Regions from separate parts of the Homo sapiens genome. Here region 1 is linked to region 2. Evidence: read pairs that join two places in POLR2A ChIA-PET (ENCODE). Cell type or tissue: CD4-positive, alpha-beta T cell. All regions are shown on one strand. Links, peaks and the distances in the headings refer to the core of each region. The heading gives the core; the rest is flanking DNA.

The links. Peaks named below come from ENCODE experiments on the same cell type or tissue, not always from the same donor. Only the 100,000 strongest peaks of a DNase experiment are listed, where the experiment ranks them.
Region 1: POLR2A ChIA-PET joins it to region 2 with 47 read pairs; 20 of 35 experiments call an interaction of 5 or more read pairs at or near these places.

What each region holds. Positions count from the first base shown.
Region 1 is chrX:119,684,781-119,699,739 of GRCh38, forward strand. It overlaps SEPTIN6 (septin 6), which reads right to left and starts at 8,388. Exons shown (of 11, transcript NM_145799.4): 1 at 8,296-8,388. The coding sequence starts at 8,325. RefSeq lists enhancers at 841-1,070, 1,341-1,390, 7,402-7,451, 8,272-8,401, 11,950-12,009 and 1 more and silencers at 7,942-8,071, 8,582-8,631. In CD4-positive, alpha-beta T cell, for the core only: a CTCF peak has its summit at 7,591; DNase peaks (open chromatin) are centred at 4,191, 6,191, 7,671, 8,491 and 2 weaker places; H3K4me3 peaks cover 5,423 bases; H3K27ac peaks cover 2,992 bases.
Region 2 is chrX:119,785,296-119,800,254 of GRCh38, forward strand. RPL39 (ribosomal protein L39) reads right to left here and starts at 6,335. Exons shown (of 3, transcript NM_001000.4): 1 at 6,279-6,335; 2 at 4,613-4,716; 3 at 1,209-1,437. The coding sequence starts at 6,281. The coding sequence ends at 1,389. It overlaps LOC107985694 (a long non-coding RNA gene), which reads left to right and starts at 6,421. Exons shown (of 3, transcript XR_001755949.2): 1 at 6,421-6,722; 2 at 8,281-8,441. SNORA69 (small nucleolar RNA, H/ACA box 69) reads right to left here and starts at 2,189; the gene lies at 2,058-2,189. RefSeq lists enhancers at 4,141-4,200, 6,070-6,329. In CD4-positive, alpha-beta T cell, for the core only: a CTCF peak has its summit at 5,821; DNase peaks (open chromatin) are centred at 5,776, 6,386 and 6,726; H3K4me3 peaks cover 3,202 bases; H3K27ac peaks cover 2,901 bases.

The sequences.
Region 1 (14,959 bases), core at 4,053-12,052, 99 kb before region 2:
GCACACAGCCAAGTTCCCACAGGTTTTAAAAACAATTCTCAAATGCATCCAACACATCAAATATCAGAATGTCCCTCATGCTAATTAAGCCAGGCTAAGAGGAAACTGAGTAGTAGCAATGCCCTATCCTGGGAAAGAGAAATGTGGGGGCTGTTCTAAGGAGAAATAAGGCCTGCAAAAGCTGGCAGCACCCCCAAGGGGCCTCAGAAATGCCCTTCAGTTGGGGAGCAGTTGTGCTGAAGAAGCACAAGACAGACTATCCTTACCAGACAGAGGAGGAGGCCCATTTTTGGCAAATCCAATAGATGAAACTGATTTTAATACACAAGATAAATTCCAGAGTGGCTTTTCATTCTATAAAAGGATTCACAGCAGGATTCCATTAAGTAGCCGGCTCTTCTACTGCATTGAAAGCAGGATTCAATAGACAAACATTCAGCTGTCATGTACCTTTATAGGAAGACAATAGCTATCTACACCTACATGGACAGGCAATATCTGAAGGGTTGTTTCTGTTCCACTTACCGAGAGCCTGCTGAGCTAAAAGCATAGATCGACCTTCCCTACGACTCTCTCCCCACCCAGCTCAAGGGGTCAAAGCAGGGAAGGGGTGGGGTTCAATTCTGCCACCTCATTCGGAAGCAGACGCAGGCAAGGACCTAAAAGAAATGAGGCTGGAGAAAAAGGAAACATAAGCACCATACAATGTTAGAGCTGGAAACGCCCTTAAAGATCACCTAATCCAGCCCTTTCGTTTCACAAAAGGGGAAACAGAGACTCACAGAGAGGAAGTGACTTGGCTCACGTCACAGACTGATTTAGTGACAGAGAATAGTGCTAGGATCCAGGCCCCTGTCGAGCCAACGGCCACTCTCAAATGGAAAAGCTGACTCAAGTGGCACATGTGTTTCTTTAGACTGGTAAAATTCCGGGACATTGAGCTTCTGGCTTGATGCTGGTCAGGGGCAGAAGGGTCAAGGAACCGAATCTGGAAACCCGTGAGCTCCCCAAGGTGGTTCTGGCCCACAGAAGGCAACTGAAGCAGTCAATGCGGTGGAAGGCACTCATTGTGTGTTCCTGCTCTCTACTCACTTCCCCACTTTTTCCTCCTGTTTCCCTCTCTTTTGACTGCGGCCTAAGTCTCAGCCTGGCCAGCTGCCCAGTTCTGCTGAAGAACCCCAAGACTAACACAAGCCTAAGTCTAGGTCAAATATCCCCACCTCAGGCCAGGGGTGACCCTTGCTCAGGGTGAGTGAAACTTTCCCACAAAAGCCAGCCAGATTCCCTGGAAGCCAGACAATTGAAAGAGAGTTTTCTAGGTGTTCTGGCTATTGTTACCTCCAATCTGCTAAAAAAGAAAAGGTTTACCCACAGGCCTCTGGGTGAATGCCCAACTGCCCTCTGGGGAGCCTGAATTTGCCTCTGCCTCCATCTGGTCTTGTTTAATGGGGATCTGAAAAAAACCCAGTTCCTGCCTCAGCGCCAGTGTTCAGAGCTGGGGGCCTCCAATGTGAAAGGAAACCGAACACGACCTCACACCTCATCAGGGCCAGGAAAACAGAGTTCTGCCCCGTTACCCCAGGGCCTTCATTCCGGGTCAGAGAGGGCCATGGCAGGGGAAACCTGAGCCCTGAGGCCTCTCGCTGAGAAGGCCTGCAGATCTTTTCCCTGGTCACCTTTAAGTGAGTGGAAGGGCCGGCTGAGAGCGCGCTGCATAATTCAGCAGATGGCTGCCTCTAATGAGAAGACACTGAAGAAGAGGATAACATTATTTCTCACCCTCCTGAGCATGTGGCCTCCTTCCTCTGTGCAGGCGGCAGAGAAACCCACGGTTTCAAATCCCAGCAGCAGAAGCCTCCTCCTGCCAAACTGAGGAGGAAGGGTCTGTGTTTCTAATTTATTCTGCGCCCCCCACTCCAGTTGTTACTTAAAATAATCCATCATTACATGGCTGGTGGCTCCAAGATTTTTATTTAAAGCAATATGGAGAAGAAAAAATAAAAAAGAAAACCCACACAACCCGTGACTGTGCTATATTGGATTTAAGCTGAGAATCTTTTTAATATCAGAGAGTCTCCGAATCACCCTAGTATACTCTTCCCTGGGCCCTATGGGAGTGCTGAGGGAGTGTAGTGAAAAGAGGGGGAAGAGAGGTCATGGCAGGATTTTGATGTCTTAGAAACATCATGAAAAGACAAGTGTTTTTAAACAAGGAATCTGTGTCATCTGGTGGGTGTTTAATCGTATCACCCACTGACCAGCAATAGCACTTCGGACTAAGTAACTTGGTCTCCCTACACCCATTAAATAAAGGGAACAGTAATACTTGTCCAGGAAGCCATTGGGGAAAATGAAATCATACAGATGGAAGCATTTCGAGATCGTTGAAAGAAACATGTTATATATATCCATGGCTTTCCTTCTTTCCTTCTTTTTCCTTCTTTCCTTCTTTCTTTCTTTCATCTGTCTTTTTTTTTTTTTCTTTTTTGAGACGGAGTCTCACTCTGTCGCCCAGGATGGAGTGCAGTGGCACAATCTCGGCTCACTGCAAGCTCCGCCTCCCGGGTTCACGCCATTCTCCTGTTTCAGCCTCCAGAGTAGCTGGGACTACAGGCACCCGCCACCACGCCCGGCTAATTTTTTAATTTTTAGTAGAGATGGGGTTTCACCGTGTTAGCCAGAATGGTCTGGATCTCCTAACCTCATGATCTGCCCGCCTCGGCCTCCCAAAGTGCTGGGATTACAGACGTGAGCCACCGCACCTGGCCTCATCTGTCTTGAATGTAGTTTTAATGTACATGCAACTAAAAGCCCTTCTCAATTGTTCATGCTAATATTAAACCATGGCTCTGATCATCCAAAAACCCAGGCAAGTCCAGAAATCAGCCCTACTTAGTTTGGGAATACCTTTTTCCAGAGGACTTATCTTCCTAATTGGCTTTGCTCAGGCTAATGCAATAGGTTTGCTCCCTTATAGCACACAAAGGCAGTGGCCATGCTTGGTAACAAAGCCAGCAATTAATAGAAAATTTACAGCAGAGACTCCACAAAGTAAATGCTATGCACATGACTGCAGATCAAAATCTCATTAGATGATACAGACAAATCACTCTGCTATAATGTAGTTTTGTATTAAGAACACCGCTAACACTCACATTTCCAGGATTTAGGATGTAAAAAGGAAACAGGGCTTATTCCTGCCTTTCATCTGGAAGCTGTGAGAGGGCAGAGTTCCTGCGTGCCTTGGCCACCACTATATCCTCAGCACCTGGCACGGGGCCTGGCCGATCAGTGCCCAGTGAATATGTGCTGAAGGAATGAATGAAAATAAAAGTGGGTGAATTGGCAAATGAAATGTTCCCAACCCAGTAGCAGATGTGAGATCTCACCCACCTTCACACCTACCCATTTCCTATTTGAAGCCCTCAGGAAGCCCTTCCTGTCACCCTCTGCCTCCATTCATTGCTGAGTTAGGTTCCCTTAGTAATGAAATCTCATGGCAGGCAGTCACTCTCCTGTGTAGCACTTATCACAAAGATAATTAGATAGTGATTTGTGTCTGCCTCCACCAGTTCCTTGAAAGAAGGGACCATGTGCATTTGGGGGACATTGTCATTCTGCCCGCTTTTTATTTTGAAAAATCCCAGGCCGGGCGCTGTGGCTCACACCTGTAATCCCAGGACTTTGAGAGGCCAAGGTGGGCAGATCACGAGGTCAGGAGTTCGAGACCAGCCTGGCCAACATGGTGAAACCCTGTTTCTACTAAAAATACAAAAATTAGCTGGGCACGGTGGTGCACACCTGTAATCCCAGCTACTCGGGAGGCTGAGGCAGGATAATTTCTTGAACCCAGGAGGCGGAGGTTGCAGTGAGCTGAGATCGCGCCACTGCATTCCAGCCTGGGCGACAGAACAAGACTCCATCTCGGGGAAAAAAAAAAAAAAAAGGAAAAGAAGAAAAGAAACATCCCAAACACACAGAGAAGTTAGAAAATAATGTAATGACTGTCCAAAAACCCCTCAAATTTAGAATCAACATTTTTAAATATTTAGGGCCATGTAAACTTTCTTCCGTGTTGTATCACCAATAGAGCTAGGTAATAGGGTTTTGTTTTCTATGTTTGAGGTACGATACTACCTTTAGTGGGTGGTGGTAGGAACGCCTGAAGCAGAGACCTCAAAGGGAATCAAAGGGTAACTGCCACGTGATGATAGCAAAACCAGAGTGCAGCAGCAATCTTTTCCCCACCTGAAGACAGTTGCTCTGAGACAGTTGACCCAGACCAACCCCAGCTAACTTTGTAGGGCAAAGTTAGCCCCTGAAAGTTCACTTGGGAGAATGACCACTACCTAGATTGCCACTAGAGAAAGCTTCATTGTTCACATTGTGGGACTAGTTCAAGCCAGAATCATCCAGATGCTCTTGGTATGGGCCGGCATTTACGGTCTGGATCCCAGAATGCAACATTGAAAGGAACAGCTCATTAAAAGAGCCAGCACATGCAGCTTTTGGGGCTTGCCCTGTGCCTTGGTTACCTTGGACAAGTCATGGAACCTCTCGAAATATATATTAATAGCAGCCCAAGCCACCTCATAGTCAGGGGGTGAGGTGGGGCATCACAAGGATCTTCTATAGTTCTTTAATTATTTCACAGTGTCCACAATTTGTCATTCCAACTAGACTATAAGCTTAAAAGCCACGAACTTTTTTTTGTTTTGTTTTTTGAGACGGATTCCCACTCTGTCGCCCAGGCTGGAGTGTAGTGGCACGATCTCGGCTCACTGCAAGTGCCGCCTCCCAGGTTCACACCCTCAGCCTCCACAGTAGCTGGGACTACAGGTGCCCGCCACCACGCCTGGCTAATTTTTTGTATTTTTAGTAGAGATGAGATTTAACCATGTTAGCCAGGCTGGTCTCGATCTCCTGACTTTGTGATCCACCCACCTCGGCCTCTTTTTTTTCTTTTTTGAGATGGAGTCTCGCTCTGTTGCCCAGGCTGGAGTGCAGTGGTGCAATCTTGGCTCACTGCAACCTCTGCCTCCAGGGTTCAAGCGATTCTTCTGCCTCAGCCTCCTGAGTAGCTGTGATTACAGGCACGCACCACCACGCCTGGCTAATTTTTGTATTTTTAGTAGATACGGGGTTTCACCATGTTGGCCAGGCTGGTCTCGAACTCCTGACCTCATGATCTGCCCACCTCAGCCTCCCAAAGTGCTGGGATTACAGGCATGAGCCACCAAGCCCAGTCCGATCACGAACGTTTTTTAAAGCCTGCTACCTTTTTTTGTCCAGTTGACAAGGGCTAACCATAGTGCTGGCCACATATCAGTCAATCAAGTAAATATGGACACAGTGGAGAAATGGTGTTGTCACACCAAACCGTTTGTGGTGTTCATTCAAATGGGACGGACTTGTATTATGTGCACCAGAATTGAACTTCCAAGTTGGCTGCGTGCAATGTAAGCCCTACCCAACAACTTGAAGGCTTGTTTTAGTCACTAAGGATGTTTACCCACAGTGACTCTCAACTGATTCTAGAAAGAACACACCCCCCACATACATACACATACACACACACACACACACACACACACACACACACACACACTAGGGCACTTACTCGCATGGTACCACGTCTCAGAGCTCATTAAAAAGAATTCCTGGCCGGGAGCAGTGGCTCATGCCTGTAATCCCAACACTTTGGGAGGCTGAGGCGGGTGGATCACAAGGTCAGGAGTTCGAGACCAGCCTGGCCAACATGGTGAAAACCCCCCTCTACTAAAAATATCAAAACTAGCCAGGTGTGGTGGCGGGTGCCTGTAATCCCAGCTACTCGGGAGGCTGAGGCAGGAGAATCGCTTGAACCTGGGAGGCTGAGGTTGCAGTGAGCCGAGATCATGCCACTTGCACTCCAGCCTGGGCAACAGAGCAAGACTCCGTCTCAAAAAAAAAAAAAAAAAAAAAAAAGAATTCCTAAGCTAGCCACACTTAGGTTTATTCTCTAGTCTTCTGTTCCCAAACCCTGAATACATGTTCCTTGGAGGAAACAAGCAGCAACCAGATGTCCAAGGTCTCCTGAGTTAACTCCGTCTTCCCTGGTGAATTACAACTTATTGCAGACACAAAGGAGAACAGAGAGACAAATGACACATAAACAGGAGCTTCACTGGCTGGGGGAGGGGGGCATGGAGAGTGACGTCAGTTTTCCCAGAAACCCATTTATCACGATAACAAGGTCTCGAGTGCTTAGGCTGCTCTTTCAGCTTCAGAATCTGGCGTACAATTATGTTCTTCATCATACAGTATGGCAAGGCCAGCCAGAGCAAACTGGAGCCATGCAAAGCAAACCAAGTGGCCCTAAAGCACCCCCTCACCCCCATCTGCAGAACAAAGGGCATCTCTAGGTTGCCTGAGTTGTGCCTGAGGTGAAACACACACAACCTTCTGGAATGTTCCCCATTGCAACATCTGCCCTGCAATCCTAATCCAGGCAAGAGAAACTGGTGAGAGTATGGAGGACAGGTCGATGCAAATTCATTAGCTGACATGAAAAATCATTAGCGTCATTTTTGGATGGAGCTAGTGTAATCCCAGAGATTAATTCCTCTACTTCAGCTATACCATCTCTGAAATGCAGGTAACCAGGAGCAGAAAAGCCACAGCAGAAAAGAGGGAGCCCTCAAAACACTAAAGCAATAAACAACGAGAGTGCCAATCTTGGGGGAAGAAAATTCTCTCAAATTGCATCATCACAGAGAATGTCCCCTGTCTACTCCTGGTCCTTCCACAACATGACTGCATAAAGTGCTCTGTGCTAGGGTGTGCAGGGGGTGGAGGAGGTTCCGAAGAAATGATCCTGCCCTTCCAAACAGGGACAAAAGAGACATTAATACATATTCTGTAGAGAAAATATTATCAGATTCTGGCTTCAGATTTTGTAAAATCAATTTCAATTACACCAAATACCTAGAGGCTTTTTTTTTGTACTGTAGTTGCATTGCATGAACTATTTTCCTAAATAAGTAAGCTACAAGGTTGAAAAACATTTTTATGTGGTTCAGAGATTTTCGTCAAGTAGTATGTGGTGTCATGGGATTTGACCTACCTCTGTCTCCCACTCCTTCCTCACCTCGGGGTGCTGGTGGGCTTATTAAAGTCCCAGATACCCATGGATGAATAGAATAGCTAGGGTGTCCCCCCCAAATGGAATTCATCGCCCTTTGCAACCAAACTTCTGGTTTAAAAAACAAACATGGAGCCTCAGGTCACTTCAACATGGTTTCTCTGCACATCCCAGGCTGGAAAACTTCAGTTCTTTAAATGAAGATTTTTTTTTTCCCAGAGTCGGTCGCCAACAAAAAAAGAGACGGCACCGCTTTTGCGAGTCTCACACTTATTTTCCTGAGTCTCCATAGAAAGAAGCCAGCTCCACAGGTTTTGGCACACAAGCCCAGTTACACTGAACATGCACCCGAGACAGATCCTCAGAGGCCCGCTCCAAAACATGCCAAAATACGCAGCCAGCCACCTACAGGCCAGCCAACTGCACCCCACACTGACGCACAAATGAGACCCAGAGGCACACAGCACAAGCAGACAGAGAGGCGTTCGGACACACACCACAGAGGTGAGCACACTCAGAGAAACACGCGGACTTCTTTGGGTCACAGACAGAACCCCGGCGCCGCCGCCGCCCGCCCGGGAAGACACGAGCGCGCGCGCGTGCACACATACGCGCACACCGATACACACACAGACGCAGTCACATATGTAATGCATATAGAGAAACCCTATCCCAGCCAGTCACCTCCCCGCCCCCCTCGCCACTCACCGCCTTCTGCCCCAGGCTAACCCCAGCCCCGCGCCTCTTTGCCTGTGCGGTCCCGGGTCACAACGGGCAGCCGTGCGCAGGGGCGCGGCAAGGCCAGGGTGCCAGGGACCCGGAGGGCTCGGCGGCTCCTACGGCCATTCATTCGGCAACGCCCCAGCCGTGGGGCCGCAGCTGCAGCGAGGGAGGCGGTGGCGCTCACTGCGGCTCTTGGGCAATGCAAGTTCAGCCGCCGGCCCGCAGGTTTTGCCTGCCCCCCTGCCGCCCCCCGCCCCCCGCGCGCCACCACCGTTTTCCGGGACAGGCTGAGGGACTGAGCTGCTGACCCCGGGAGCAGAAGTCCCACCGTGCCCTTGGCTCCTGGATGCTGCCCACTGCCCTCCTCGCGATGTGGCGGCGGCGGCCAGGTCTCCTTGACCCTCACCAGGCCCTCGGCCCCGGCCCTGGCACCCAAGCTCTGCACTTACCACCTGGCGAGCTATATCGGTCGCTGCCATCGCTCCTGCGTCCGCCAGGGCTGCCACGGGTGCCGCCGCAACGGGAGCTACTGCACAGGAAACAGAGGAGCTCCTCCGACAAAGAGAAAGTGTTACACTTCGGGCGCGACCAAGTCCGGTGGGGGGAGGTGCAAGGGAGGGGCCCCCTCGCCGCTGCTCCAACCCCAACCTCCCCTCTACCGCCCACCCCTTGAAAGTAGGGTATGGAGAGGGGGCGGATTTAACGCGCCGCTTCCCCCTATGGCCAGACCAGTTCCAGTTCTTCCTGCAACCCCAGCCATAGGCTTCTACGAAGGGGGGCGGGGGCTCCCCTCGGTGACCACGTCCTCTGCCCCCCCCGCCACTTGGCTCCGTGGTACGTCCCGACCTCTGCTGAATTGTCACACCCCCCTGCTCTCCTTTACATCCCTAAGTCCCCAGACCCCGAAGGCTGGAAGGGAGCCCCCGCCCCTCCCCCCTCCCATACTCTGCTCAGCGGCCGAGCTCTGCAGTTCTCCTCCCGGCCCCCGTTACCCCCCTTCCTTTCCACCGAGATCCCAAGGTGCTTAGATGGGTGCGCCTTGGCCGCTGGAGTCTCGATGCCCCACTGTCGTGTCTCCCTCCCTCCATGGCCCGGGAGCGCAGCTGCGGCCGAGGTACCGGGGAGGCCTGCGGCACCTGCCGCTCCACAGTAGAGCTTAGAAAGGGGGCCCGTGGGGGGAGCCGCACTGCAGCCCGGCAACTGAGCTGAGCTGTGGCATGTGGGGTCCGAGGCTAGAGGTCTTGAGACGCTGCTTCTGCCCTGGGGTTTCCAAGCCTTGGGTGCTGTGGGCTGTAATTTCGTGGAGCCAAGCTCACCACCTTTGGGTACCTAGTACAGACGGAACCCACGCCTCCTCTCTCCGACCCAGCCCTAGACGCTCAGCAAGACCACCCACCCCTTCTAGTACCAGAGGAAGGGCTGGAGATGAAGGTTCTCAGCTCTATGGAGCGAAATGGAGGGGCGGGTGACGGGGAGCGGCCTCCAGTCACTCTGTCCCGCCCCCTGATTTCTCCTTGACCCTCATTCAGCCCGGGACAAGGCGGCCAATAGGGCGCAGAGGAGAGAACTTCCGAAGGCAGGGGTGCGCCCGCCCGCCCTCCTTATCCCCGTGGCCCACCTCCGCGGGTCCTCTCTCGTGGGCACCTCTCCACTTCTCCGGCCTTGGCGCCCTCCCCTCTCTCTTGGGACTGGCCTCTTGCTAGCTCCCTGTCACTGGAGCACGCTGGCAGATTTGGCATGCCCGAGGCCCCAGCGGGAGGGACAGTACATTCCACTCCTCAAAAGGGCAGGTTCCCTGGTGTGGGAGAGAGACCTGGGCCCGCCAGAGGGACCCCAGATGGGGGAGGGGATGACAAGGCTATGGAGGAAACCCGGGCCCAAGAGGGGGCCCCAATGGAGCATGGAAGATGACCCCGTAAAGGCCCAAGGCTGGAGCAGCTGAGGAGGAGGCAGGAGAGAGGGAAAAAGAAAAGAAGGAACCAGGGAGAGAGAGGAAGAAGGGACTCGATCCAGAGGCCCTGGTCTCGGAGAAGTCAGGGAAGACAAGAAAATGGAGTAGCCAAAGAAGAGCATGCCTGGCACTTGGTTCCACCTGCTGGATGGAGCTTCTCACACTCTCTCGGGAAGCCCTTTATGTATGTACCCTGTGCGCCTGGAGAACAAGGACTCAGCAAACGCATCCCAGGGCCGAGTGCAGGGCCTCGCAGTCAGGAGGCACTCTATTAAGCTGAGGGCAGAGAACTTGGATGCGTGCGAGGGGGGCGGGGAGAAGAAAGAAGAGACACAGTGAGGGAATAGCAGTAAGGACAGTCATGAAGAGCCAAGTATTCAGGGAGCGCCACTGTGCGCCTTCATTGTGCTGGAGACCCAGGAGCGGCCTAAAGAGAAGAGCCTGGCAAAATCAGGGATCAGCGCAGAGGAGCTCCGCGAGACAGAAGGCGCAGGCCATAGGGCGGATGGCGGTGGCAAGGAAGAGGGGCAGCTGGAGTCTTTCAGACTCTCTGGAGCTTTGGGGCAGGGCCTGAGCCCTGGACTGGGTTGGCAGTGACACGGGGGACCAGTGCTATATCTGAGGAACCACGGTGAGGCTTGGGCCCCAACCGCATGGGGGCGGGGAGTCAGAGGTGACTGGCGGCTTCCAGGCTGGGTGTCTGGGACAGGGCTCTTCCCTGGCAAAGGCTAGGGCGTGGTGGACTGAAAGGCCCCGAGGTCACTAGCCCCGATCTGGACTTGGGGTTTGGGTGGTGGTGGGACAAAAGGGGAGAATTTGGAAGCCAGAGCAGAAAGCTGCTGCCGGAACGGGAGGGGACTGGAGGGCTGCGGGTCTCCCGGGAGAATCCCCCACGCACTGCCCCGCCCGCCTTAGCACTCCTCGCGGACTGAAGCTCCGTACTTACCGGCCCAGCGCTGGGGGCACCTGAGCACGGAATCCTTGGTGTCTCATCCATATGCCCCATTCGGCCCTCCTGTCCCTAGAGACTACCAGAACCTCACTGCGTCCTCCTCCTCCAAAACGCTGAACCTCGAAGACCTGAACTAAGTGCTTAATTCAAGTCTCCTGGGACCCTTTGGTTCCTCCAATACCTGCCCACCTGCGGCTACAAGTCCCTCCTGGGGCCTGGGCCTCCAGCCTCCTTCGGTGGGGTGTGGGTCAGTGTGTGTGTTGGTCTTGATGTGTGAGTAGATGTGTCGGTGTGTTCGTGTGTATTGTCAGTGTGTGCTAGCTGTGTGTCTGTATATCTGTGTGTCAATGTGTGTGTTGGCATGTGTTGGTGTGTCAGTGTATTTCAATGCATGGTGAGTGTATGTGTGTCAATATGGAGAGAGGTGTTAGCTCACTAGCTTTACATACCTTATCTCACTCAGTGCAGTGGGCCGACGACTGAGACGTGTGAATCAGAACATTCATTTCAATAAAGAGGTTTGGAAACTCTCTGGGATCATGCCTTTCTTTTTTTTTCCTTTTTTATTTTTTTTTTGAGACGGAGTGCTCTGTCATCCAGGCTGCAGTGCAGTGGCGTGATCTCTACTCACTGCAACCTCTGCCTCTTGGGTTCAAGCAATTCTCTGCTGCAGCTGGGACTATAAGCGCCCACCACCACGCCCAGCTATTTTTTTTTTTTTTTTTTTTTTGTATTTGCAGTAGAGACAGGGTTTCACCATCTTGGCTAGGCTGGTCTTGAACTCCTGACCTCGTGATCCACCTGCCTCGGCCTTGCAAAGTGCTGGGATTATAGGTGTGAGCCACCGCACCCGGCCTGAAATCATGCCTTTCAGTCTTTGTCCCGGGTCACCTTCCCAAGAACAGGGGAGATGGAAGGGCTGAGGAGGCAAGAGGGCTCATGAGTGGTCAGTTCGTGAGTTTTCTTCCTTGAATGTCTGTCCTCGTTGATGAGTGAAGCCAAAAGATTCCCCTTTATGAAGAGTCATTTGGGACTCCCGGGCGCTTCCATGAACATGTATGTGCTCATGTTTGATGTTTCCTTGTGGGGTCCCTTGGGCCCAGCATGGTGTCTGGCAGGTGTTCAATCAATGTTTGTTGAGTAAAGGAATGAACAGAAGCATGTAAATGAGGTGGCTTCAGTATTTCCATGTCCTTAAAGAAGCTGCAACAAACAGAGACTTCCCAGGGGCAAGCAGGTGGCTGTCATTAGCATGCCAATGTTTGTGGAGCCAGACTCTACTGCCTGGGAGCAGAAATGGCTACCCCTGCTAGATAAGAGTGGGCCCTAATTGGAGCCCAGCTTTCCACAGGTCACTGCTGGAGTTGGGGGTGCTAATACTGGATAGAGGAGCAGCAAGCAACTCAGGGGCAGGGAGGGAGAAGAGGGCACTGAAATGGAGCTAAGAGGTCAGGAAAGGGCTTTGTCCTGAAACTGTGGCTTTGTGATAGGAGAACGAGAAAGATGGTAGAGTCAGTCTCAAGTGGAGAAGCCCTGAGAACCATCTGAAAAATAAGATCAGAAAGTTGGAGGAGGGGCCGGGCGTGGCGGCTCATGCCTGTAATCCCAACATTTTGGGAGGCTGAGGCAGGTGGATCACTTGAGGTCAGGAGTTCGAGACCAGCCTAGCCAACATGGTGAAACCCCCGTCTCTACTAAAAATACAAAAATTAGCCGGGTGTGGTGGCGCATGCCTGTAGTCCCACCTACTTGAGGCAGGAGAATTGCTTGAACCTGGGAGGTGAAGGTTGCAGTGAGCCGAGATTGTGCCACTGTACTCCAGCCTGGGTGACAGTGCGAGACTCCATCAAAAAAAAGAAAGGGAGGGGGAGAGAGAGAGAGAAAAGAAAAGAAAAGAAAAGAAAGAGAAGAAAGTTGGAGGAGGAAGACAAGGTGAAGCAGGGAAAATGATCCGGGATTCACCAAATCCAGACAGTGCCAATTAAATCAGAAACTCTGTGAAGGGGCTGAGTCAAAATGAACTAAAGATCCCTTTCCTCAATTCTGCATTATCACCTGCTGCCCCTGGTTTTGCTTTAGTTTCTTTCCAGTGTTTCTTAAAATGTGGCCTTTGAAGCATCAGCAGCATATGGGAAGTTATAAAAAATGCAAATTATTGGGCCCCACCCGAGACCTACTGAATCAGAACTTCTAGGATGGGACCCAGGAATCTGTATTTTAACAAGTGCTCCAGTGGATTCTGATTTATGCTGAAGTTTGAAGACCACTGGTTTATCTTGAAAATCTAGCCCTGATGGGTTGGGATACAGGACTGGTAAGGTTTGGTAGGATATTGAAGGAGAAGTTTGAAGGCCGGGCCATTGCCAATAATTGTAGATCTGTTGGATTTCTATGGTGGGAGGAGTGAGGGTATGGGAAAGGGGGTGCCAAAAAAGTAATAGAAGGGAACCCAGCAGGAGCTAGCTCACTAGAAGAGTTAGAAAGATAAACTTTGCCTCCCGATATGGTTAGGCTTTGTGTCCCCACCCAAATCTCATCTTGAATTGTAATCCCCATAATCCCTTTGTGTCAAGGGAGAGACCAGGTGGAGGTAGGGAAAGACCAGGTGGAGATAATTGAATCACGAGGTGGTTTCCCCCATGCTGTTATCATGATAGTGAGTGAGTTCTCACGAGATCTGATGGGTTTGTTTTTTTTTTGAGATGGAGCCTCAACCTGTCACCCAGGGTGGATTGCAGTGGCACAATCTTGGCTCACTGCAACCTCCGCCTCCAGGGTTCAAGCGATTCTCATGCTTCAGCCTCCCGAGTAGCTGGGATTACAGACGAGCGTCACCACGCCCAGCTAATTTTTGTATTTTTAGTAGAAAGAGTGTTTCACCATGTTGACCAGCCTGGTCTCGAACTCCTGACCTCAAGTGATCCGCCTACCTCAGCTTCCCAAAGTGCTGGGATTATAGGTGTAAGCCACTGTGCTTAGCCAGACCTCATGGTTTTATAAGGGACTCTTCCCCCTTCGCCTGGCCCTTCTCCTTCCTGATGCCTTGTAAAGAAGGTGCCTTGCTTCCCATTCACTTTTGGCCATGATTGTAAGTTTCCTGAGGCTTCCCCGGCCATGCTGAACTGCATTAAACCTCTTTAAATTACCCAGTCTCAGGCAGTTCTTTATAGCAGTATGAAAATGACTAATACACCTTCTTTGCAATTTTCATTCATTCCACAAATACTCACTAAATCTCAACTGCCAATTGCTAAGTGCCAGAGGACTCAAGAAAGAATAGGTGACAAGAACTCCTACCTTCACCTTAAGACACTCCCAGGACAGTTGCCAGATAGCTCTACAAACAACCAGTAATGTGATAAGTGATATAATTGGTCAGGAGCAACACCCTGGGGAGGAAGACACCCAGAGAGGTGAGGGAAGGTATCTCAAAGAAGAGCCATTTGGATTGAATCTTTAAGAATGAGTGGTGGTTTATCTGGCAGTCAAGAGGGGGCAGCAGAGAGAATAGCATGAGTAAAACCAGAAAGAAAGGGCAGAGAGCATTTCAGGAATTTTAACTCTTGGCCAGAGGGAGTGGTAGGAAGAGGGGACAGTGGCTATAAATGAGACTGGAAGATAAGATGGGGCTGGATCTGGAAGGATCAGGTTGGTCATACCAAGTTGCTTACACTTTTTGCTCCAGAATAGGGGTTCTCAAGCTCTGCTCTCCAGACAACGCCTGGAACTACGCCCAATGTAAATGGGATGCTCACAGTGCAAAAAAAAAAAAAAAAAAAAAAATCAGTTAATGGGTAGAAATTTCTCTATTTGAACTTTTTTTAACCATAAATTTTCCTAAATCTTTGACAGATGCTCCTGCTTATCTGCTAGCAAGTAACAAAAATGAATGAACAACTTGCCAACGAATATAAAACAGACAAACGCAGTACTAATCATGCTTAATTCAACAGTTTATTTTTTCACGGACATCTGTACTTGTGGCTATGATTTTATATTGCACACACATAATGTGGACATATTTTTAGCTAGCAGAAGTGTTCTTTTGAAAAGTGTTTTATTTCATATGGCATGATTTAATATATGAATTATTTCATTACATTCTGGAAAGAGCACCACCACATCCAGATGCTATGCCACCTGAACCAGTTGGAGAAACTATCCCTTAAATAGTGAGGAGTCACTGAAGAGTTTTGAGCAGGAGAGTGAC
Region 2 (14,959 bases), core at 2,332-10,331:
CAAAGGTGGCCAATAATTTGTTAATGCATCTCTCTAAATATGAAGTTGCTACTGGTTCTTTGAGATGTTAAACATAATTCCCTGATGATTCGTCAGCCAGGGAAACTGCAAGGGGTACCGAAGAAGCTGCACTAACCCAGTAAAAGCTCAAATCCACAAGATTTCCACCATGTACATTCACTCAGCTGTAGCTCTTCAGTAAGTCAGGCAATAGCATTACCTGTTACAATGTCAACAATTAACCTAGATTTTTTTTAAACAAGTGAACTCGCTTGAATCCAGGAACAGGGGTGGGCAATCTTTTTGCATAAAGAGCAAAGTAGTAAATATTTTAGGCTTTGCAGGCCACATTATCTCTGTGCACAAGGGTGCATTTATATACATAATACGTAAGTTATGCATATGGCTGTGAAACAAGAACATTTTATATGGACAGAAATTTGTATTTCAATTTTCAGATGGCATAAAATATTCTTTCAACTATTTAAAAATGTAGGAACCATATAGTTCACAGACTGTACAAAAACAGGCAGCAGATGGCTGGACGCGGTGGCTCAGGCCTGTAATCCCAGCACTTTGGGAGGCAGAGGTGGTGGACCACCTGAGGTCAGGAGGTCCAGACCAGCCTGGCCAACATGGTGAAACCCCATCTCTACTAAAAATAAAATTCTGCGATTGCTATTTCCCTGCACTAGACGTGAATGGGGGAGTTGATTAATTGTAAAACTCATGTGAGGCCGGGCGTGGTGGCTCATGCCTGTAATCCCAACACTTTGGGGAGGCCGAGGTGGGTGGATCTCAAGGTCAGGAGTTCGAGACCAGCCTGACCAACATTGTGAAACCCCATCTCTACTAAAAATACAAAAATTAGCTGGATGTGGTGGGGGGCGCCTGTAATCCCAGCTACTCAGGAGGCTGAGGCAAGAGAATTGCTTGAACCCGGGAGGTGGAGGTTGCAGTGAGCTAAGATCGCACCACTGCACTCCAGCCTGGGCAACAGAGCCAGACTCTGTCTCAAAATAAATAAATACATTAAAAAAAAATAAAATAAAATTTACAGAATCAGTCCTTTACACTAAACACACTTCAAGCACATGGTAGCCAGAGAACATTTCTATCATTGCAGAAAGTTCTACTGGATAGTGTTGTTATTAGGTTTGGCAGGGAAGGGAGAATTCAGTAATTGACAAACCACAATACAACAGCAATTAAAAAGAAAGGCCTTACATATTTATTACTGAATCCAGCCAACCAACGTGTTCATAACAGATTCAGAGAGGAAAACACGTCGAAATCTCCAGATAGTGGTGACATTTTCAGCTTGATATGGTAACATGATCGTGACCTTCAGACAGCATAAATATGTGTGCCATCTCATGTGCAATTCCTTATAGACCCAGCTTGGTTCTTCTCCAATGTCTCCTTTTGGAGTTGTACCTACACAGAAAAAAATGTCAAGTTACAAAGGCAGTCTGACAGCAATGTAGCTGTTCCCATTCACATAACCTTTTAGGTACCACAAAATACAAAGGGTACTGCTTTTCTCTCCTCTAACAAGTTTGGAGTTCTTTCTGGAGAGTAAAAAAAATAATTCCCTATGTGTTTAAAAACTAGCCAAGTCAAGTTTTATCCTCTCAAAATAATTTGAAGGCTAGGCTCTTAACTAGGATCAGAGTAGTGGCGAAGCCCACTCTCTCCAAGTGTACTTGTACCCACTTTTGATTCAATGGACCTGGAGGTACACAGACATACTCTGAACCCCCTCATAATGGGTCACAAACATATAAAAGCTCCCGCATGATATTTTTTTTGAGACAGAGTCGCCCGCCCCCCCAACACCACCCAGCTAATTTTTGTATTTTTGTATTTTTAGTAGAGGCAGGGTTTCACCATGTTGGCCAGGCTGGTCTCGAACTGGCTGGACTTCGAGATCCACCCGCCTCGTCCTCCCAAAGAGTTGAGATTACAGGCATGAGCCACTGCACCTGGCCTCGCATGATCTTTACAATCGATCAACTCCTCCATTCACGTCTAGTGCAGGGAAACAGCAATCCCAGAATTGTCCATGTCAATCTGTCATGATTTTACCCTCATAAAGGCAAAATCAAAAATGATTAACACGGCTTTTCTTTCAGCAGGATAATGGCAGTACTTCCACAAAATGAAGCACTGTAATTGCAACCTGCTTTCAAAAACATTTTTAACGCTGGAAGATAGCTAAAACAATGAAAATCATTCCATTGGGTCAATTATCTGGGTCAAGGGTATATAATCTTACGTACAAAATACCTTCCCAATTCTAGGAGACCACAGAGTTTAATAGCAGGTTATTTATTGAACTAGGCGTTGAGTTTTACATACATTTTTCTTTTTTTGAGACAGGGTCACACTGTTGCCCAGGCTACAATGCAGCGGCCGGATCACAGCTCACTGCAGCCTGTGAATTCCTGGGCTCAAGTGATCCTCCCACTTCAGCCTGCTAAATAGTTAGGACTACAAGCACGTGCCACCAAGTCCAGCTAATTTATATTTTTGGTAGAGATGGACGGGGGTGGTCTCCCTATGTTGCCCAGGCTGGTCTCAAATTCCTGGCCTCAAGCAATCCTCCTGCGTTGGCCTCTCCCAAAGTGCTGGGATTATAAGTATGAAGCACTGTGCCTGGTTTATATATACTTCTTTCACTCTTCACAAGCAGGTCCCACCATCAGGCAGGACACAGAGAAACCCACGTTCAAGTAGATGTATCAAATAATAAAGGACAGTGTCTAGTATCCAGTAAACAAATGGTAAGCAATTAACTAGCCCATAACATTACAATGGGTGGCAATTTTCACATCTAACTAGCTAAATGAACCAAGGAAATAGGCCCTCAACTTTAGCCCTAAGAAGCCACCCCTTTAAGTCTTCTTAGCAAACCAATCCCACTAGCTTTGCCATACAAGTCGAATCAAGTTCTGGCTGGGCGCGGTGGCTCATGCCTGTAATCCCAGCATGTTGGGAGGCAGAGGCGCGTGAATCACGAGGTCAGGAGTTCAAGACCAGCCTGGCCAAGATGGTGAAACCCCGTCTCTACTAAAAATACAAAAATTAGCCAGGTGTGGTGGCAGGCACCTGTAATCCCAGCTACTTGGGAGGCTGAGCAAGAGAATCGCTTGAACTTGGGAGGCAGAGGTTGCGGTAAGCCAAGATCACACCATTGCACTCCAGCCTGGGCAATGAGAGCAAAACTCCATCTCAAAAAAAAAAAAAAGAGAAAGTGCTTTGACTAGCCTGGGCAACATGGCGAAACCCCATCTCTACAACAGGTACACAAATTAGCCAGGCATGGTGGTGAACGCCTGTAGTCCCAGCTACTCAGGAGGAGGCTGAGGTGGGAGGGTTACACCACTGCACTCAGCCTGGGTGAGAGAGCGACTGCTGAACCTTGGGCAACTCTTGCTGATTCTTGATGCTCCCTTCAAAACCTGTCTCAAGGCCCATCAGGACCAAAGAGCGATGGGCTGAAAAAGCCATGCAGGAGACTGTTTCAGGCCTAGCTTTCCCTGGAGTTAGTCTAGATGACCTTGGAGGTCCTTCATAGCAATTCTAGTAATGTTTTTCCTTTGAGATCAACTACTTCTGCAGTAGAGGACAGTTTTCCAATCTTTTCTAGTCTCTTTTTAGAAAAGAGAAACATCTAAAAGACTGGGCTAGGTGTGATGGCTCACGCCTGTAATCTCTGCACTTTGGTAGGGTGAGACAGGAGGATTGCTTGAGCTCAGGAGTTCAAGACCAGCTTGGGCAACACAGAGAGACCCCATCTCTACAAAAAATTTAAAAATTAGCCAGGTGTGGTGGCGTGTGCCTGTAGTCCCAGCTACTCAGAGAGATGAGGTGGGAGGGTCACTTGAGTCTGGTAGGTAGGGAGAGGTTGCAGGGAGATAGTGTCAACGCAGCATGTAAAACAGAACAAGATCCTGTCTCAAAAAACAAAAACAAAGGCCGGGCACAATGGCTTATGCCTGTAATCCCAGCACTTTGGGAAGCCGAGAGGGGCAGATCACTTGAGCTCAGGAGTTTGAGACCAGCCTGGCCAATATAGTGAAATACCATCTCTACTAAAAATATAAAACTTAGCTGGGCGTGGTGACGCACGCCTGTAGTCCCAGCTACTCTGAAGGCGGAGGCAAAAGAATCACTTGAACCTGGGAGGCAGAGGTTGCAGTGAGCCGAGATTGTGCCACTGCACTCCAGCCCGGGTAACAGAGCGAGACTCCGTCTCAAAACAAAAACAAAAACAAAAACAAAAACAAAAAGCCTAAAAATACTGACTGGGTCTTCCCCACCAGGATGTGTATAAGACAGCCTTCCACCTTATGACCTAGCTCAGACTGAAGATGACCAGGAAATTAATAAGTATTGGAGAATTATCTGCCCATAAGCCCAGATGTGGGCTGGATGCAGTGCAGAAACAAAGGAAGTACGTTTTTAAAAACGAATTTGAGAATGCTGTCAAAGGGTGGATTGGATTGCATGCAATTTTAATCATGTATTTATACTCAAAAAGTAACCCTGGCCAGACACAGTGGCTCTTACATTTAGCAAAATACAAGCAGTATGATGGAGGTCTTACCTGATTTTATTTCCAGTTTTCATCCGAATCCACTGGGGAATGGGACGATTTTGCTTTTGTTTCTTGGCCAGGAATCGCTTAATCCTGAAAGTCTTGTGAGAAGACTGGGAAGAAAATGCAATCAATTTAGACAATATTAGAGCCTGCCCGAATGATTCAAAGTCAAGAACTCCTTCAAACCAACATTTGAGTGCTTAACACATACCCCAGCCCCAAAATCTTCTCAATGCTAAGCCATCAAGCCAAGCAAGTCTCTGACCCTCACAACTTCTCTGGGGGCAGATACCACAGTTTCCATCGTTCAGATAAAATAAGTGGAATCCGGTTAAGAAACATGCACAAAATCAGAGCATCAATGTGCAGAACCAGGATTCAAACCCAGGTCCTTTCTGCTCCACAGCCAGAGGCTACCTTTCAATTTACCCTGTGGTCCCCCAAGGACTCAGACGACCACACTGGGAATGGCTAGGGAATCTGGCTTCCTGGGAAGAACACAGCTTTGAGTCAAACAGAACCACCTACCTACCATTTGCAAGTCAACGAATCTCAGTGCTCTACTTTGTAAAACAGGGGTACGTACTTTTCAAGTGTTATTGGGAGGGTAATTAAGACTTAGGGAAAGTCCCTGACATTCAGAAGATCTAACCTACTCACCATTTCGGTATTAATCCTAACTCTATCTCTACTGCTAAATTTCACTGGCTAAAAAAATAAACTTTTAAATTTAAAAATAAATGAAATGTCACTTTTCCAAGGATGACTGTCTCAATTTCTAGTTGCATCTTTTGGCTTTCATCTAAGGCCAACCCCAATACTCCCCCAAATCTACAGAATAATCTTGCAAAATTGGCACGGATGCAGGTTTAATGCCTGGCCAACCTGGACGAACATACCCTTGCATAATAATGGGAGCCAATACAAAGAAGGCAAAGATTACACCCCGTCCCCCATCCACAGTAGCAGTTGTAAATTTTGTCAAGTAATAAATTACTTGACAAGTAATAAAATACCAGTACTTATCGCCTCCATATCTAGAAATCAACATTTTACATTTCCCAGTAAAGAGTGACTGGTTCGCTGCTGCCATTTACTAAGAAGGCCAGAATGACACACAGGTTCGCAAAACACCCCTTGTTCTAGGCGCTTCCACGGGGTGACGCTCAAGTCTCTGAATAAACGTCCTCTAAACAAAAGTCCTGGGATCTAAAAATGCGGTTCGCTTCTCCACGCCAAGCTAAACCCTTTTCGAAAACCAGTAGCCCACAATACCCTCCTGATTACCCTCCACGTTGCGCATGCCACGGGCAGCCCACAGTCAGGCCACGATTTCGGGGGTGGCTGCCACCTCCCACCCCCCGCCTCCAGAACGAGTTCGCTACAAGCGAAGGGAAACCGGAATCCCTGCCCGACTCGGCAGCGGCCGGGCAAAGAAAGAGCCCCCTTGAATCCGCGGCCGCAGCGCAGCCCGTCCCTCTCCAGGTTGCTCGCTGGCTCACTAGCTTCCCTCCAGGCCACGAAAGACAACAGTGGCCGAACTGGATATTTTCTTGAAAAAGCCTTTAAAAGGCTCCCGCCCCTCAACGCTCCGCGCGGCCCAGGCATTTCCTGGCAGCGGCCTCGGGTTTTGGGAAGCCACCCCGGGGCCGATGGGGGCCGATGGACTTACCATGGCGAGCAGCGGAGTCAAGAACACACCACGATGGCGGAGAAAGGAAGAGGAGGGAAGCTGGCGGAAGAACGAGCTTAGAAGGCGCTTCCGATGGGCGGAGTTTAGGAGGTGACGCTATGCACCGACCGCCTCTTCTAGTGCCTTCTCTGTCTAGCGGTGCGCTCCCGTGGCGCCGTGGGAAAGCGCGCTGGTTTCTGCCAAATGCAGTTAGCTTTGCTTCGCTTCCCTAAGTGCGTTCCCCCAGGGGCCCGGCAGTGTGCTAGGGGCACCCTGCTTCGTAAGTGAGGCAGACAGCCCGTGATAAATGCCAAAGTAGAAGCCCCTCCGAAAAATTAAGGAGCCGATTGGGCGGGACTAACCCTAAGGGAGGGCAGGGGAAGCGACCGTCACCTCCGGGCGCCGGGGACTCGGAACGCCGGGTCGGAGCTCGGCAGGCGGAGAGTAAGTGCCATTTTCCCAGAGGGTTACGAGTCATTTCGGCCTGGCTGGGAGGTGTGGGAAGGGACAGTCGTGTCGGAGGAAGCCGGAGAAGTTGGAGGGGGTTGGACCACGTGGACGCTTATGTAAGCCTAGGGGTTTTCGACTAGGCGGAAGGTTGCCAATCAAAGTTTTCAACTCAGAAAGTTAGGGACAGAACCTCTTCCTTGGCTGCTAGAAGTCCAGCCTGACATTGTAGCCCGCCTTTGGCAAGATGTACAATAATTAATAACATGCGTTTGGGATGCTAGTGTTCCCCATTTTCATCCTTTTCCCCATTTAAAAGCAAAAACCTTTCCTTTTTGATGAGTAAATAAAATAAACATAAAAATAAGCTGGGCGTGGTGGCTCACGCTTGTAATCCCAGCACTTTGGGAGGCCTAGGCGGGCGGATTACTTGAAACGAGGAGTTCGAGACCAGCCTGGCCAACATGGTGAAACCCCGTCCCTACTAAAAATACAAAAAAACTAACCAGGCGTGGTGGCGGGCGCCTGTAATCTCAGCTACTGCGGGGGCTGAGACAAGAGAATCTCTTGAACCCTGAAGGCGGAGGTTGCAGCGAGCCGAGATTGCGCCACTGCACTCCAGCCTGGGCAACAAGAGCAAAACTCCATCTCAAAAAAGAAAAAGTAAATAAATAAACGCAAAAACCTCCATGTATATTTGCAGTCACCTCAAGCATTTTTACACCAACGGATTACAGCAAGGGTTTTTAACCTGGAGTCCACAAGAGTCCATGTATAGAATTCAGAGGATCCCATGAACTTGAATGGGAAAATACAACTTTATTTTCACCAAATTTAATGAAATGTAATGCTTTCTTTATTTAGGAATGTAGGCAACAGACCACAGTGGCATTAGCAGTACTCGTGACTTGGTCACTAATAGAAACCATAGATGGCTTCATGTTACATTACAGTTGATGCAGATGTCTCCATATATTATTTACACACTCCCTTTAAATTACATTAGTTATAAGTTCACAAATAGAACTATGTTAAGAAGCCCATGTATTACTATAGCACATATTTCCTTTTTTTTTTTTTCAAGACTGAGTCTCCCTTTATTGCCCAGGCTAGAGTGCAATGGCACAATCTTGGCTCACTGCAACCTCCGCCTCCCGGGTTCAAGTGATTCTCATGCCTCAGCCTCCCGAGTAGCTGGGACTACAGGCACGCACTACCACACCCAGCTAATTTTTGTATTTTTAGTAGAGACGGAGTTTCGCCATGTTGGCTAAGCCGGTCTCGAACTCCTGACCTCAAGTAATCCGCCCGCCTCGGCCTCCCAAAGTGCTGGGATTACTGGAGTGCGCTACCGTGCCCGGCCTAAAGTCACATTCTGAGGTCCTGGGGATTAGGGCTTCAACACATGAATTTTGGGGGAACATAATTTAGCTCATGACACCACCAGTCACCTTCTAAGGCCGAATTCAAATGCTGTCTCTTCCCCTTAGCTGGAAATCATCACCCCTTCAACACTGTTGTAATAGTTTATTTGTACCTTTCTTATGGCTCCTAGCACTATCTGTTCTGTTGCAATGCAAAAGGATGAAAGTAACAGTGGCTGCTGCTTATGGGGCTTGATAGTTACTATGTAGCTGCATGTATTAATTCAAGCCTCACTGTGAGCTTACCATGTTTTACCAGTGACCTTTTGAATCTTCACCAGAACACTACAAGGTAAGTATGGTTAATCATCCTCATTTTACAGAAGAGGGAACTGCAACAGGGACAGATTAAGTTGTATACCCAAGGTCACACAGCTACTATGTTGCACAGCCGGTACTCAGACTCAGGTAGTCCAGGCTTCAGAGTCTGTGCTGTCACCACTACCCTCTACTGCCTTTTCAACACAGATTTTGGGAACCTACTCTGTCTGGTTCGGGTCTTCGTGTTGGGGGTACAGAAGCAAACAAATCTGACCAAAAATCCCTGCCCTCTTGGAGTCTTGTGGCGATGGTATGGTTCTGGATTTTTTTGTGGTGGGAATTACACAAAGCTACACGTGTGATAGAATTTGCCAAGTGTGGTGACTCACGTCTGTAATCCCAGCACTTTGGGAGGCTGAGGCGGGCGGATCACCTGAGGTCAGGAGTTCGAGATCAACCTGACCAACATGGTGAAACCCCGTCCCTACTAAAAATACAAAAATTAGCCAAGTGTGGTGGCGCGCGCCTGTAATCCCAGCTACTCAGGAGGCTGAGGCAGGAGAATGGCTTGAACCCGGGAGGTGGAGGCTGCAGTGAGCCGAGATCGCGCCACTGCACTCCAGCCTGGGTGACAGAGCGAGACTCTGTCTCAAAACAAACAAAAAAAATTAGCCGGGCATGCTGGTGCGTGCCTGTAGTCCAAGCTACTCAGGAGGCTGAGACAGAGAGAATTGCTTGAACCCAGGAGGTGGAGGGTGCAGTGAGCCGAGATCACAACACTGCACCCCAGCCTGGGTGACAGAGTGAGACTCTGTCTCAAAAAACAAAAACAAAAAAACAAAAAAAACAATTCTATACAACTCCCCCCTGCCCACCCCTGCCCCAAGGGGCATATGTATAACTGGTGAAATCTGAATAAGCTCTGTGGACTGTGCCAACGTGAATTTCCTGGTTGTGATATTGTACTATAGTTATGCAAGATGCTAACACTGGGGAAAACTAGATAAAGGGTACACAGGGCCTCTCAGTCCCTTTCTTTGCAACTTCTTGCGAATCTATTGTTATTTCAAAATACAAGTCTAAAAAAACTCTGCCTTCATTGAGTTTAATTATAGTGGGGAGTTAGACAACAAATATGTAAATTACATGGCACATCAGAAGGAGGTGTCATCAAGAAAAGCAAAGCAGGGGCCAGGTGCAGTGGCTAACACCTGTAATCCCAGCATTTTGGAAGGCTGGGGAAGGAGGAATAGTTGAGACCAGGAGTTTTAGATCAGCCTGGACAACATAGTGAGACTCTCTACAAAAAATACAAAATTTAGCCACTGGATGTGGTGGCACGTGCCCGTAGCTCCAGCTACTTGGAAGGCGAGAAGGGAGGAGCGCTTGAGCCCAGGAGTTCGAGGCTGCAGTGAGCCATGATTGTGCCACTGCACTCCAGCCTGAGCAACAGAGTGAGACCCTGTCTCAAAACAAACAAAAAATTGAGGGCTGGGCGCGGTGGCTCACGCCTATAATCCCAGCACTTTGGGAGGCCGAGGCGGGTGGATCACGAGGTCAGGAGTTCGAGACCAGCCTGACCAACATGGTGAAATCTCGTCTCTACTAAAAATACAAAAAATTAGCCGGGTGTGGTGGTGGCGCCTGTAATCCCAGCTACTCGGGAGGCTGAGGCAGGAGAATCGCTTGAACCCGGGAGGTGGAGGTTGCAGTGAGTGGAGATCATGCCACTGTACTTCAGCCTGGTGACAGAGGGAGACTCCGTCTCAAAAAAAAAAAAAAAAAAATTGAGAAAGGGTGGCATGAAAGGTAGAAGGAAAACCAGCAAGAAGTGCTCTTTCTAAAAGCAGTAAGAATTAAAAGGATAATTGACATAAGCACTTAAAAGCTTATTTGCTGCTGCTTCTGGTCACCAGAAAGAAAATGCTTGCTCTTAAATAAATGAGCAATAAAAATCCAAAAAATCCAAGTTAAAAAATGTATATTTGGAAAAATGGCCGGGCGTGGTGGCTCCCACCTGTAATCCCAGCACTTTGGGAGGCTGAGGCGGGTGGATCAACTTAGATCAGGAGTTCGAGACCAGCCTGGCCAACATGGCAGAACCCTGTCTCTACTAAAAATACAAAAATTAGCCGGGAATGGTGGCACACCTGCAATCACAGCTATTCAGGAGGCTGAGGCAGGAGAATTGCTTGAACCTAGGAGGTGGAAGTTTCAGTGAGCCGAGATCGCACCATTGCACTTCAGCCTGGGCAACAGAGTGAGACCCTGTCTCAAAAAAAAAAAAAAAGTTGGAAAAAAATAATGCAGCAATAAAAAATAATACAAATATAGACAGGTGTGGCAGCATGCACCTGTAGTCCTAGCTACTTGGGAGGCTGCGGTAGGCAGATTGCTTGATCCCAGGAGTTCAAGTCCAGCCTGGGCAATGTAGTGAGACCCTATCTCTAAAAATAAATACAAATGAAAAACAATACAGTATAATAATTATTTACATAGCATTTACACTACATTAGGTATTATAAGTAAACAAGAGATGACTTAAAGTATACAGGAGGATGTGTGTAGGTTATATGCAAATATTACATAATTTTATATAAAGGACTTGGACATCAGTGGGTTTTGGTATTAAAGAGATCCTGGAACCAATCCTTCATGGATACTGAGAGACGATTATATCTGCAAAGGTGTAGATGCTAAGAACAGGTATCCAGGGCCTCCCAGAGCCAGCCTAGGAGTCTGAGCTTTATCCTGGGGACCAACAATTTGCAGACTTCTTTTTTTTTCTTTCTTTTATTTTTATTTTTTTGAGACAGAGTCTCGCTCTGTCGCCTAGGCTGGAGTGCAATGGTATTATCTCCACTCACTGCAACCTCCACCTCCCTGGTTCAAGCAATTCTCCTGCCTCAGCCTCCCAAGTGGCTGGGATTACAGACACATGCTACCATCCCCAGCTAATTTTTGTATTTTTAGTAGAGATGGGTTTCACCATGTTGGCCAGTCTGGTCTCAAACTCCTGACCTCAAGTGATCCACCCGCCTCAGCCTCCCAAAGTGCTGGGATTACAGGCGTGAGCCACCACGCCCGATGTAGTTTGCAGACTTCTTTAACAGAATGGCTCTTTGTTTTAAAAGCCATTTTATATAGAAACTCACCATTGACTCTTCTCTGTTACACCCTTAATCCAGTCTCAGCAAATCCTGTCAGCTGTCTCAAAAATGTTTCTCGAATTCAGTGCTCATTTCCCCCACCGTCGTTCATCTCTCACTTGGATTACTGCAAAATCCTTCAAACTCTTCCCCCTTCTTCTGGCCCTGCCCCTCTACAGTTTCTTCTCAACACAGCAGTCAATGACCCTGTTAAAACCTAAGCCTGATCATGTCACTGTATTTAGTGGCTCCTTTTTATTTTTCATTTTTTTGAGACTAAGTCTTGCTCTGTCACCCAGGCTGGAGCGCAGTGGCATGATCTCAGGTCACTGCAACCTCCACCTCCTGAGTTCAAGTGATTCCTGTGCCTCAGCCTCTCAAATGGCTGGGACTACAGGCACATGCCACCACACCCGGCTAATTTTTGTGTTTTTAATAGAGATGGGGGTGTATGTTGGCCATGTTGGTCTTGAACTCCTGAGCTCAAGGGATCTGCCCCCTTCTGCCTCCCAAAGTGCTGGGATTGCAGGCATGAGCCACTGTGCCTGGCCTATTTAGTGGTTCTTAATGGCTCATTTCACTCCAGTAAATATCTAAGTGCCCCAGCCTGGGCGACATAGGGAGACCCTGTCGCTACGAAACGTTAAAAAATTAGCCGGATGTCGGGGCACACACCTGTGGTCTCAGCTATTCAGGAGGCTGAGGTGGGAGGATTGCTTGAGCCCGGAAGGTCAAGGCTGCAGTAAGATGAGATCACACCACTGTACTCCAGCCTGAGTAACAGAGCAAGACTCTATCTCCAAAAAAAATATAAAAAGAAGAAAAAAATTAAAGATTCAAGTTCTCACAACAGGCATACGCTTCCACATCAGCCCCTTCCACCTCACCTCTGTGACCTTATCTCCCACTGCTCTCACCATCAGTTCACTGGGCTTTGGCCATACTGGGCAGTTCTCAGCTCAGGGCCTTTGCACTTGCTCTTCTCGCTACCTGGAAGCTCTTCCCCTAGATGTCCCCACGCCTTCATGGCTTCCTTCATCAGTCTCCTTAGGTCTTTTTTCCAATGTCACCTCAGTGAGGCTTTCCCTAACCACTCTATCTATCTAAAATTGCAGCTCGGCCGGGCGCGATGGCTCACGCCTGTAATCCCAGCACTTTGGGAGGCTGAGGCGGGCAGATCATGAGGTCAGGAGTTCGAGACCAGCCTGGCCAACATGGTGAAACCCCATCTCTACTGAAAATACAAAAAATTAGCTGGGCATGATAGTGTGTGCCTGTAATCCCAGCTACTCAGGAGGCTTAGACAGGAGAATTGCTTGAACCGGGACTCGGGAGGTGGAGGTTACAGTGAGCTGAGATCATGCCACTCCACTCCAGCCTGGGAGACAGAGGGACACTCTGTCTCAAAAATAAAATAAAGTAAAATAAAATAAAATAAAGTAAAATTGCAAACCCCAGGTCGGGCGCAGTGGCTCACACCTATAATCCCAGCATTTTGGGAGGTCAAGGCCCAGCATTCTGGGCTTGAGCCCAGAAGTTTGAGACCATCCTGGGCAACATGGTGAGACCTCCGCCTCTACAAGAAAAATGCAAAGATTAGCTGGGTGTGGTGGCACATGCCTGTAGTCCCAGCTACTCAGGAAGCTGAGGTGGGAGGCTCACCTGAGCCTGGGGAGTTCGAGGCTACAGTCAGCAGTGATTGAGCCACTGCACTCCAGCCTGGGTGACAGAGTGAGACTCTCTCTAAAAAAAATTTGCAACCCCTGGCCCCCACTCAGCACTCCCTACCCCTACTACTGCTTTATTTTTCTCCATATTACTTACCTGAGATAACATATATTTTATTTATTGTTTGACTCCCTGCCTAGAATGTAAGCTCCATGAGGTCATGGATTGTGTATTTTGTTCACTGCTGTATTCCCTGAGCCTGGAACAGTGCCTGACACATAGTAGATGCGCAGTAAATATTTGGTGAATGAATGAACAAACGCTAATACATCAAAGAGACAACATCAAAGAACAGACTCCACAGGGCAGTTTACATCTTCATTGTTTGGCCCGACCCTTCTTGTTTGAGGGTGGATTTTCAAAATTACTGCTGAAGGCAATTGGGAGCCTTGAAAGCTTTTAAAGGGTAAGAGTAAGTGGCAATTATATATTTGTTGTTGTTGATGTTGTTGTTTTTGGAGGCAGGGTCTTGCTCTATCACCCCGGCTGGAGTGCAGTGGTATATTCTCAGCTCCCTGCAACCCCCACTTCCCCGGCTCAAGCCATCCTCCAACCTCAGGCCCCTAAGTAGCTGGGACTACAGGTGCGTGCTGCCAACCCAATTTTTTGTATTTTGGTAGAGACGGGGTCTCACCACATTGTCCAGGCTGATCTCGAACTCCTGACTTCAAGCGATCTCACCTCGGCCTCCCAAAGTGCTGGGATTACAGGCATAAGCCACCGTGCCTGGCCAATTATGTAAGTATTTTAAAAAGATCCTTTGGCCAGCTGGAGAGTAGATGGGGATGGGGACAATAGTGGAAACAAGAAGGCTCGTGGGGGCGGTTGTTAAAATTATGCTTTTTTTTTTTTGAAACAGAGTCTCGCTCTTGTCGCCTAGGCTGGAGTGCAGTGGCACGATCTCGGCTCACTGTAACCTCCGCCTCCCAGGTTCAAGCAGTTCTCCTGCCTCAGCCTCTGGAGTAGCTGGGATTACAGACACCTACCACCATGCCCGCTAATTTTTGTATTTTTAGTAGAGACGGGGTTTCGCCATGTTGGCCAGGCTGGTCTCCAACTCCTGACCTCAGGTGATCTGCCCGCCTCAGCCTCCCAAAGTGCTGGGATTACAGGCATGAGCCACCACGCCTGGTCAGCAAACTTTTTCTGATAGTAAATATTTTAGGCTTTGCAGATGACATACAGTGTCTGTTGCGACTACTCAACTCTGCTGTTGCAGGATGAAAGCTGCAGGACAATATGTAAATGAACGGTGTGGCTGGGTTCCAAGAAAACTTTAGTTACAGATACTAAAATTTAAATTCAATAGAATTGTCATGTGTCCCAAAATATTCTTTTGATTTTTTTCAACCATTCAAAAATACAGAAACCATTCTTAGCTCTCAGGCTGTACAAAAACACGCAGTGGCCAGGTTTGGTCCATAGGCTGTAATTTGCTGAGCCTAGGCCTAGATAATTATGTCAAGACTCTCCTCTCCCTCCTCAAACCTGCAACCCTTCTTCCTCCATTCTCACACTCAGTTGAGGACCTGGCTTCCTAGTCACTGAGAAAATTTAAGCAATCACAAGAGAACTCCCACAGCCCATCCACACATGCTATCTGCCAACACCTCCACGTGACTATTCCCCCATCCCTCTGTTACTGTGAATGAAACGTTTGAACTATGTCCGG